Regions from separate parts of the Homo sapiens genome. Here region 1 is linked to region 2. Evidence: chromatin loops called from intact Hi-C (ENCODE). Cell type or tissue: mammary epithelial cell. All regions are shown on one strand. Links, peaks and the distances in the headings refer to the core of each region. The heading gives the core; the rest is flanking DNA.

Region 1 (5,383 bases), core at 199-5,198, 130 kb before region 2:
TGAAGTAAAGTGTGATCCTTAACATAGCTCAGCCTAGGGTATGGGTATTGCAACAAGGGTACCCCAAAGAGGTTGTTTTTGGACTTTGTTCCTGGTTGCTCTGACCAAATATCACTTTTTTTTTTTTTAAGCTTCAGGGACCTGATTGTTTCATGAATTCCCTCAAAATATACACTAATTTAAGGGACATATAATTGTGTGTGTGGAGGTGGTGGGAGGTCCAAGGGGCAAGGGGTGGCAATCCCAGAATTCCTTACTTTGCAAAGGAGGCACCTGACTCAGGTTGTGAGCCCACTGGGAGCAGGAGTTGTTTTATCTGTCTTAAATCCCCAAGGCCCAGGATGGAGTCAGTCTATAGGCGGAGATCAATAAACATTTGTCCAGTGAACACAAGAATAAAGGTCACTCAGCTTAGGCCTCCGCGGGACGCCTGAATTTCCTCCACAGTACAATCTATGACTGTTTCCTTGGTGGTCTGATGGAGGCCCACCAAATGCAAAAAATCAGCTTGCTGGTAGAGGTAGGAACCTTGATCATCCTTGATACATTTGTGTCTTACATTCAAAAAGACCTTAGGAAGGTCAGTATTAACCAGACGTGCTATTTCTCTAGAAACTATATAAAGGGAGTGTGGGAAAGAGAAGCTTTTATTGAAAACAAACAAAGCCTGCAATGTGCTTTTGCAGGGAGTTGTGGGAGAGCTGGGTAGGGCCACTCCAGGTCTCCTGGCCCTGAGGTGGAGGCCCTGTGACCACGGAAGCTTCTCTAGGTAGCTCTGAGCCCACTTCTGGGGTCTCTTGCATGCCTCCTGTCAACTCAGGAGAGGCAGCTGAAAACTGAGCCATCTCTGCTGCTCTGGTCAGCTGGACAGGCTGCATAGTTTGAAGGAAAGTCCTTGTTTTCTACCTCCTCCTGCCTAAGATCAGTGACCCGCCCCCCCCGGGCTCCCACCTTCCCCAGCCAGGTCAGGCATCAGAGAGCTACCATGGCAGCCACAGATGCAAATGCATATTGCTTGAATTATTTATTTTATTATTTTTTTAAAGCTCACCCTTTAATGAAATACCTTAAATATGTAGGGTAGTCAAGACTCACAAGAGAAGGCTAGACTCGATCCCTTCAGCGCCCCTTCAGCGCCCCTTCAGGCTCTCAGAACTTTGATGGAAAACATCCCGGAAGCTAAAAAACTGTATTTACCTTCCCCAGCCCCACCCCTACCCCTATCCCGGACACTGTAATTTAGAAGCACGCGTTTATTTGTAGGATTATTCATCGAGTCAATCTTCCCCACCAGATGTGATTCTCACGATTGTTTTTTGACTGCCAATGGTCAGCTAAGGGTTTAGTAGGTATTTGGCGATGGGGAAGCATTGGTTGCATGCATGATGGGTGAATGCTGAGGGGTCTGACTCGGCTGTGGATGGAAGGAAAAAGACCTCCTCCACCACCACCCGGGTCTCAGTGAAGGACGGGTTGGGAGCGCTCCAACAAGAACCACTGCCTGTCCCCCAGCCCGGACCCGCGGCCAGGGAGGAGGCCCCGGGGAGCCCTGGAAGGCGCCGCGGGGAGGCCTGCCTTCCTGGAAAGCCACGCTTGGAGCTGTCTTCAAAAGCGGCGACGCAGCCCCCGGCGTTTGAGCACGAATAAATCATTAGCATTTTATTTACAATTCTGGGTTTACAATTCCTGGAAAAGGATCCTGCTGTTCAGTGCGGATTCCTGCTTTGCAGGATTTCCCCAGCGCCTCCTTCCACCTCTCGTCTAGGGGGACTGGGTTCCTTAAGACTTCCCTGGACGGGAGTGCGGTGCGGAGTGGATGGGGCGGGTGGTCTCGGGAAGGAGGGGGCGCCGTCCCTCGGTCCTGCGTTTCCCGACGACCCCGAGCAGAGGAGTTGTATCCTCTCGGTTTTACCGAGAAAGGACGGTTGATCAAAGAGGGCTGGGCGTGCCCAGGGTCACACAGCTCGCTCTGAAGCTTGCGCCTAAGTCCCGGGTCTGGGAACCCCGCCGCGCAGCCGCGGACCCGGGAGCCCCCAGCGCTCGGCCCGGCTCCGGTCCCCGACGGCGCCCCGCGTGGCCGCTAGATGGCAGCCTTGGTCTCCGAGGCGGGCGGGCGGCCGCCCACCCAGGGTCCGGAGGGGCCAGCGCGCCGCTCCGCGGAAGGCGCTGTCGCTGGCACCCTAGCCCACGCTTCCGGGGCCCCAGTGACCAAAGCAAGGAAAGAGTTCCAGAAAGCAGCCCAGGCTCCCCTGTCCGGAACGGAGCGGGGGCTTGCTCCGGGCTTACCCGGAGCGGGGTCCGAGGCGTGGCGCTCTGGGCTCCGTGTTGGGGTAGGCTCCGCCGGGCGGGGGCGCCTTCAGCCCCTCTTGGGCAATGCCGGCCGCGCGCACAGGGCCCGGGGACGGTCGGGGCGAGACCGCGTGGGGTGAAATCCGCGGCAGGAGGCCGCCTGACTGTGTCCTGATCCGGTCCCTTTAGACGTGACCCATGGTCAAGCCTTCTACCTATCTCCCCTCTCCTGCTCCAGACCTAGGCATGTGGAGTCTCTCCCTAGCTGGGAGAGGCCGCGGGCCGGTCCCTGCCTGCCTCAGCCCCAGCGACCTCCACCCAGAACCCACAATGGCAGGTGGAGGCACCCGCCCATCCCCGCGGCGGCACCTGTGGGCGAGCAGAGATTGGCATGTCTCGGAGGTTGGCACACGGATGATTTGGGCCTCATCGGAGAGAGACATCTGTGTGGGCAGAGGAGGTGGTGGTGCTGGGCAAACCGTGCCTTCCCTACATCAGAGGGGAGGTGGGACTCAGGGGACTGGGATCAGTCCTGTTGTCTCTGGAGTGTGCACCGATATGAATTCATAGGTTCGTTTCATTGGCCCCTTTCTTTGGGCCTCAGAGTGGTAGGTTCTCTGCCTTTAAGGTCTGACATTACAGTGCTGGGATCTGCCTGACGTGCAGGGGAGGTCTACAAAGGACCCTCTCACCTCCCTTCTCTATTCATGCTTCTTCTCTGGATGTGGCTTCTTTCTTTTCTAGGAGGAAGGGGCTCAATTTTGTGAATTTGACCTGGCCTACAGGTCATCTTTGTGCACTGGGCAGCAACAGACCTGAACTGTGCTTCAGATTCTGAGAAATTGGACTTTGTCTTGGCCCTTGGAGGTGGGGACACTGAGGCCTAGAGGGGGAAGGCCTTTGCCAAGGTCACTTGGGGCATCCAGCTTTCCCAGTCCAGGACTCTTGTTGCTGCCAGGCCTTCTCAAAAGACATCCTCTAGATCCCAAAGTCCTTGCAAAGTTCTATACTTTGCATTGCTTTTGAAAATCATCTGAAGCTTTGTCCGAGTGCATGGGCCATTAGGTCCTAGGAGTAGAGTTGGGCACTGAAGGGTGTTGTTCCTCAGGATGGCTCTCCAGGCCTTGTCTTCCCCGGTCTGGGCCGTACAGGTCAGGTCAGATGAAGGCAGTTGGGGACTGGTGGTGTGAACATCCCTTGATCCCATCAGTAGCCCCCTGGGAAAGCCACGTAGTACAAGGATGTGAGTGGAATTGGTATCTGCCACATGTCCCTCTGTTAAGATCACAATTTCCATGACAGAGTCGCTCTCTAATGGAGCCTGTCAACTCGGCTTAGGCCCCAGTGGCTCAGAGCACACTTCCACGAGAGAGGCGGTGTGGGATCTGAGGCATTAACTGTGCCTTGTACTGGGAGGAGGCATAGGGCGGCAGAATACCTTTTCGAAGTCCCCTTGGAAACCAGTACCCGGCACCTATCATGCCTGCCATCTAATTACCCGGTAATTATTCCACACAGCCATGCAATTGGCCAGGGTCGCAGGGAGCCCACCAACAGCCCAAGGGGGAAGGTGGCTCTCTCTAGGGGCCTGCAGCTCCAGCTCTGGGCGAACAAGCCGCCTCTGAAGCCGCTGGAGAAGTACCCCTTTGACAGCACGCAAGGGCCTAGAGCAGCCGTCTTTATTGGCAGCCGGAGAGGCTGTTTGGGGAAATGGAAAAACTTGTGTCGGCGGCGTCAGTCTTGTAAAGGGGTAGCCAAGCAGTTTGCAGCGTGTTCTGTTCCTCGCGCTGCTGCCACCGCCTCGGCTCCTCAGAGCCTGCCGGGGAGGAGCGAGGGGGAGGAGGTGACCGAGTTCACGTCCCCACCGCTGCCTCTCCTGGAGTGATGGATGGCTGTCTGCTCAGGCGGGGGAGCGCCTGCACAGCTCTGCAGGGTGCGCGCTCAGACTCCCACACCTGGCGCAGAGGCTTCAGCAAACTCCCATGTCCCCCAGTGCTCGGAGAGTATGAGCTCTGGGTCAGTTAGCCTGGCTGGTTATTTCGGGTTAATGAGACCGTCCTTTTCAGTTTCACCCCGATCTGTGACAATCTCGCACAAACATCTGTCGCCTCCTCTGGGCTCCGCTCCGCCCTTTTACCGCAAACCCAAGCGTGTCTCCCTGAGGCTTAGGAGGTACCAGGATTCACCCGAGTCTTCTGAGGGTGGCACTTGGGTTAGGGAACAATTTACTCATGACGAAGACAGAGATCAGAGGGTAGGTATTGGGTCATTTCTTCTTTAAAAGATGTTACATTTTAGAATTCCATTAATTGAGGGCTGTAGTTAATCCGTTAAGTACGGGAATAAGGTTCTATTTTGTCTTTCTTTTCTTTCTACTCCAAAATGTTCTCAGTAAGTGTTCCGTAGCTGGGAATTCTGCAATCAAAACCTGGGTGTGGGGAGTGAGGGTTGGGGAGGAGAACCCCCCTGCCCCCACCAGAAGGGGCCTTGATTTTGCAGTTTGCCTCATGTCAGGGGATCATTGAGTTTAGTTCTTGATGAAAACCAAGTCTCAGCTGTGACTTCAGTGCAGGACTTGTGGATGCTTCTGCTTCTGGGGGCCAAGGTGCTTAAAAATGACCTCACCAACAATAACGATGATGAAAATAATAATGTGCAGCAGTTTACATTTTTCTTGGGCACCTAGTATGTGTCAGATACTGTGTACTTTATCTCTATTATTTCGTTTAATCTTCAGATCAGTCTTGTAAAATAGGTGTTACTGTTATTCCCATTTTACAGTGGAAGAAACTGAGGGTCAGAGAGATTAATTAACTTGCTGAAGTGACACAGCTGGAAAGAGACAGAGGCAGAACTCAGCCCAAGTCCTTTTGATTCAAAGCCTTGCACTTAATTGGTCTGCTCTATTGCTACAGAAACCTACAGTTATCTTGTTGAAAAGCATATTTGTAGTTTGGGGAAACACCCTTTAAAACTCTGTTACAGTTTTACAATGAGTTGATGTTTGGTTTGGTTTTGCTGCTTCTTTCTCTCTCTCTCTCTTTTTTTTCTAAAACAGAGAAAAACAAAAACAAAACCCCCAAATCTTTTGCTA
Region 2 (5,383 bases), core at 66-5,065:
AGGTAGACTCTGGTCTCCTTCTTATATAGATTCAGACATACTGCCATTCCCCCCACCCCCTCAACCTGGAATGCTTGGACTCAAGAACAAAAGCCAACAACCCATGGGCTTTGAAAGGAATTACTTTGCACACTTCAATATTCATCTAGATGCATTAAGTTGCAAAGCAGAATCTTCTGTCTCTTCTGGTAACTCTAATGGTCAAAGAATTGCATTCCCTCCTTTCCCTGGTTTTCCCAAATGGGAAAGAAAGATATTAGAATCCTCATGATTAGGAAAAGCAATTCCAATGGCTGCTGCTGACATCTGTCACCCAAAAGCTCTTCCTCATGTCTTTCACAGACACCATTTTCTGAAAAGGACAAATGGAAAGAGTGGCTTGAATCGAAGTACTCCCAGATGGCCACAGTGGCAAGCTTTGTCCCCAGGCTTCCCACCCACAGCTCTGCACCACCTCTCCTGCACCTGCCACTGTCCATACCAGGGGCACTGGCAAGCCAGGCACTTCAGTAGTCTTGGAATGGAATGCACTCAAGAGTCCTGCAGGGCATCACTGTTAGTTCCACCCGTGATACTTGTTCTAGTCAGCCAAACTGTTTTTCTTAAACTAGTTTGAATTTCAGTTATGTTACCCAAAGAATCATGATTAATGTAGCCGTGCCATGTATTATTCAATATTTTTCTTTTACTAAACAATGTAAGGAAAAAAAGCAGGAAAGAGCCAGCAATGTAAGGAGAATGTACTGGCTTTGAGATATTGTCAAAATCCTATTCTAATTCTTTTAAATAAACTGTTATTGTTGTTGTTGTTGTTGAGACGGACTCTCGTTCTGTCACTCAGGCTGGAATGCACTGGTGCAATTTCAGCTCACTGCAACCTCCGCCTCCTGGGTTCAAGCGATTCTTGTGTCTCAGCCTTCCAAGTAGCTGGGACTACAGGTGTGTGCCACCACACCCAGCTAATTTTTTATATTTTTAGTAGAGACGGGGTTTCGCCCTGTTGTCCCGGCTGGTCTCAAACCCCTGAGCTCAAATGGTCTGCCCACCTTGGCCTCCCAAAGTGCTAGGATTACAGGTGTGAGTCACCATGCCCAGCCTAAATCAACTTTTTTTGAGGTGTAAACATATGTACAATAAAACTCAGTGTTTTAAAGCATACAGGTTGATAAGTTTTGATAAATGTATACACCCATGTAACTACCACCTCAATGAAGATACAGAACATTTCTATCTTCCCACAAAGTTTCCTGGTGTCCCTGTGCACAATTGCCTCTGTTCAACCACTCTTCTGATTTCTATCACTATAGCTTAGTTTTGCCTGTTTTAGGATATCACATAAATGGAAGCATATAATATGTATTCCTTTTTACCTTTTTTTTACTCAGCATAATTGTTTCAAGATTCATTCATCTTGTGTATCAATAGTTCATTTTTATTGGAGTGTAGTATTATCTGGGTATGACACAATTGCTTATCCATTCACCTGTTGATGAATATTTGACAGGGGCTATTATAAATACAAGTGGTATGAACATATGTATACAAGTCTGTGTGTGTGTATCACACACAATTTATTCTGGATAAATACATAGGAATGGAATTGCTGGGCTATATATGCTTAACTGTATAGGAAACTGCCAAATTGTTTTTCAAAGTGGTTGTACCATTTTATATTCTCAATGGTGTATGAGAAGTCCAGTTCCTCCATATCTTCATCATCTGATCTTGGAATTGTCTTCAAACTTTAACCATTCAGTGGGTGTGAAGTGGAATCTCACTGCAGTTTTAATTTGCTCTGGTGACTCATGTTGTTGAACATTTTTTTTCTTGAGTTTATTGACCTTTTTGTATAGCTTCTTTCATAAAGCACCATTCAAATTTTGCCCATTTAAAAAATTGAGTGTTTTGTCTTTTTCTTATTGAGTAATAAGAGTTCTTTTTGTATTCTGGCTTTTTTATGCATGCTTCTTGACAGATATATGTGATGCACATATTTTCTCCCAATTTGTGACTTGCCTTTTCACTTTTTGATTATGTCTTTTAGAGAGCAGAAGTGTTTTATTTTGATGAAGTCTAGTTTATTAATTTTTTCTTTTATGACTAATACTTTTGTCTATCAAAGAAATTCTTGTCTAACCCCAAACTACAAAGGGTTCTTTTTTCTATTATTTCTTCTAGAAATTTTATAGTTTTAGGTTTTATGTTTATGTCTATGACTGATTTCAAATCAATATTTGTGTATGGTGTGAGACGGGGATTGAGTTTACTTTTCTTTCATATGACAATCCAGTTGTTCTAGCCCTATTTTTAAAAAATCATTACCCCTTCCCCATTGAATTATGCTGGTGCCTATGTTATTAAAAATCAATTGGCCATGTATATGTTGGCCTCTTTCTGGACTCTCTAGTCTCTTCCATTGATCTACATTTTTACCCTTATGCCTGTGTAATTCTGTAACATCATCATACTGTAGCTTCATAGTACAGTAGTTCTTCCTTACCTGCAGTTTCATTTTCCATGGTTTCAGTTACCTAGAGCCAACTGCAGTTCAAAAATATTAAATGGAAGTTTCCAGAAAGAAGCAATTCATAAATTTAAAATTGTCTGCTGTTCTGAGTATCATGATGGAATCTTGCTCTGTCTCACTCTGTCCTGCTCTATCCTGCCCTGGACATGACTCATCCCTTTGTCCAGTGTATCCACGCTGTAGATGCTGCCTGCATCATTTAGTAGCCAGCCATCTGGTTGTCAGATCGACTGTTGGTATTGCAATGCTTGTGTTCAATTAACCCTTATTTTACTTAACAATGGCTCCAAAGCACCAGCGGTGATTCTGGCATATTGTTATAATTGTTCCATTTTATTACTAGTTATTGTTAATTTTTTACTGTGTCTAATACATTAGACTTTATCACAGGCATGTGTGTACATATAGAAAAAATCATAGTATATATAAGTTTTGGTACTATTCATGGTTCCAGGCTTCCACTACGGGTCTTGGAATGTAACCCCTGTGGATAATGGGATACTACTATGTAAGTAGTGTAGATCCTCCAATTTTGTTCTTTTTTCAGATTTCCTTGAGCTAGTCTGTATTCTTTGCATTTTCATTTAGTTTTAAAGTCAGTTTACCAATTTATACAAAAAAAAAACCTCTCTAGGATTTTGATTGGAATTTATAGATTGATTTGGGGAGAACAGACATTTAACAATGCTGAATCTTCTAATCTATGCATATGGTGTAACTCTCCATTTATTTAGATCATGCTCAATTTCTCCCAGTAATATGTGTAGTGTTCAGGTTAGAGATACTGCAATCTTTCCTTAAATGTATTCTGAGCATTTTGTTTTCTAATTTGATACTGTTGCAAATCCTATCACTTAACATTTTTTATTTTCCTATTGTTTGTTGTTAGGATCCAGAAGTACAGTGGGTTTCTCTATATTGATCTTTATTCTGTGATTTTGCTAAATTTTCTTATTTGTTCTATTAATTTTTTTGACAGATTCCTTAGAATTTCCTGCAATTTCATTGTTTGCAAAAAAACCCCATGTAACTTCCTTTCTAATCTTTATGCCTTTTATTTCTGCTCCTTTTTTATTTTTTCTTATTTTACTGGCCAGGACCTCCCATGCAATGTTATATAAAAATGGTAAGAGTAGACATCCTTGTTTTATTCCTGATCTGAGGTGAAGAGCATTCAGTATAATTAAACTGTAGTTTTTTTGTTTGCTTGTTTGTTTTCATACATGCCCTTTATCAGTTTGAAGCATTTCCTTACATTCTTAGTTTGCTGGGAATTCCTTTTTTTGGTTATAGATTTTTGCAGTTACAATCCCACATTTGTATTGATTTAGGTATTTTCCTGTATGTTAAAATTAATAAATTTTACACTAATAGAAATGTTGGAAGGAAAAGTTTTAAAATGTAAAAATTAAAACTTTAGGATTACTGAAAGAAAATATCTGGGAAATTATCTTTATACCTTTTATAACTTAGTAGTATGGAAGTCTTCTCCAAGTGTGACCCCAAAAGCAGAAACCATAAATAAAAAAGTTATTAGATTATACTACATAAAAATTGTAAATTGATATTCTAAAGATGTCATAAACATAGACTAATTACCACTGATAAAAAATGTATGCAACATATATGATAGATAAAGGATTATTTATAATATATGAAGAGTTCACATACATCAATAGGAAAAATTAGAACAATCTCTTAAATAAACGGGCAAAAGGCATGAACAAGTAGTTTAAAAAGAAATACAAATATCTAACAAAAGTATGAAAAGATGCTCAACATCAACAGTGTTAAAATAAACACAAATTAAACAATAACAAATATTACTTAGCAGATTGGCAAAGATTAACAAAGTTGATAATATTCAGTGTAAAGGAAGGTGTAAGAAAATTTTCATATTGGTGACAGAGCAATTGGTTTGACATCATTGGACCATATTTGTTAATAGCTATCAAAGGCCTTAAAAATGTGCATACTCTTCAGCCCACAGTTTCATTTCCAGGAATTTGTTCTAAAGCACAATTGAAAAGGTGAGAAAACGTTATATATAAGGATGTAAATTATAGATAATATCAACTTTTGGGGCCAGGCACGGTGGCTCACGCCTGTTATCCCAGCATTTTGGGAGGCCAAGGCAGGCGGATCACTTGAGGTCAGGAGTTTGAGACCAGCTTGGCCAATATGGTGAAACCCCGTCTCTACTAAAAATACAAAAATTAGCCGGGCATGGTGGTATACACTTGTAATACCAGCCAGGTGGGAGGCTGTGGCACGAGAATTGCTTGAACCCAGGAGGCGGAGGTTGCAGTGAGCCAAGATCATCCACTGCACTCCAGTCTGGGTGACTGAGTGAGACTGTCTCAACAAAAACAACAAAAAGTCAAATTCTGGATACAACCTAAATACCCATCTGTAAGGACCTGATTAAGAAAACAAATTTTGCTATAGCCACTCAGTGGAATACTATGTAACTATTTAAATGGAGTATGTGGATCTATATTGAAATGAAAATATGTCCCTTGTTAAATGGAAGATATTGTGTATCTAGCTAGATCACATTTTTTTGTATAATAAAGGAAGTGTGTATATATGTGCCTAACACAATAATTGACACAGAGTAGGCATTCAGTAAATAATGACTAACTGTACAATTTTTTTAAAAAAAGGTTAGATGTGTTTATATAAAATGTTAACAATGGTTATTTGTGGATGGAGGGAGTTCAGGTGATTTTTATCTTCTCTGTTGATTTCTGTGTAGTTTGAAAATTTAACATATTTTTGGGATACATGTCATATTTTCAATACATGTGTACATGTGTAGTGATCAAATCAGGGTAATTGAGATATCCATCATGA

The links. A loop is a pair of places that touch in the nucleus more often than their neighbours do. Peaks named below come from ENCODE experiments on the same cell type or tissue, not always from the same donor. Only the 100,000 strongest peaks of a DNase experiment are listed, where the experiment ranks them.
Region 1: it touches region 2 in a loop (3-fold over the local background); 1 of 110 quality-filtered maps calls a loop at or near these places.

Annotation. Positions count from the first base shown.
Region 1 is chr1:38,815,036-38,820,418 of GRCh38, reverse strand. No RefSeq gene overlaps it. Among named protein-coding and RNA genes, the nearest start is that of RRAGC, 42 kb to the left of the region's middle. RefSeq lists silencers at 888-1,055, 1,946-2,175 and enhancers at 3,553-4,052, 4,053-4,554, 5,285-5,334. In mammary epithelial cell, for the core only: a CTCF peak has its summit at 2,086 (motif pointing right); no DNase peak of the experiment used is centred there; H3K27me3 peaks cover 229 bases.
Region 2 is chr1:38,688,307-38,693,689 of GRCh38, reverse strand. LOC105378660 (a long non-coding RNA gene) reads left to right here. Exons shown (of 3, transcript XR_947213.3): 3 at 343-816. Among named protein-coding and RNA genes, the nearest start is that of RRAGC, 170 kb to the left of the region's middle. In mammary epithelial cell, for the core only: no CTCF peak of the experiment used is centred there; a DNase peak (open chromatin) is centred at 2,679; H3K27me3 peaks cover 235 bases.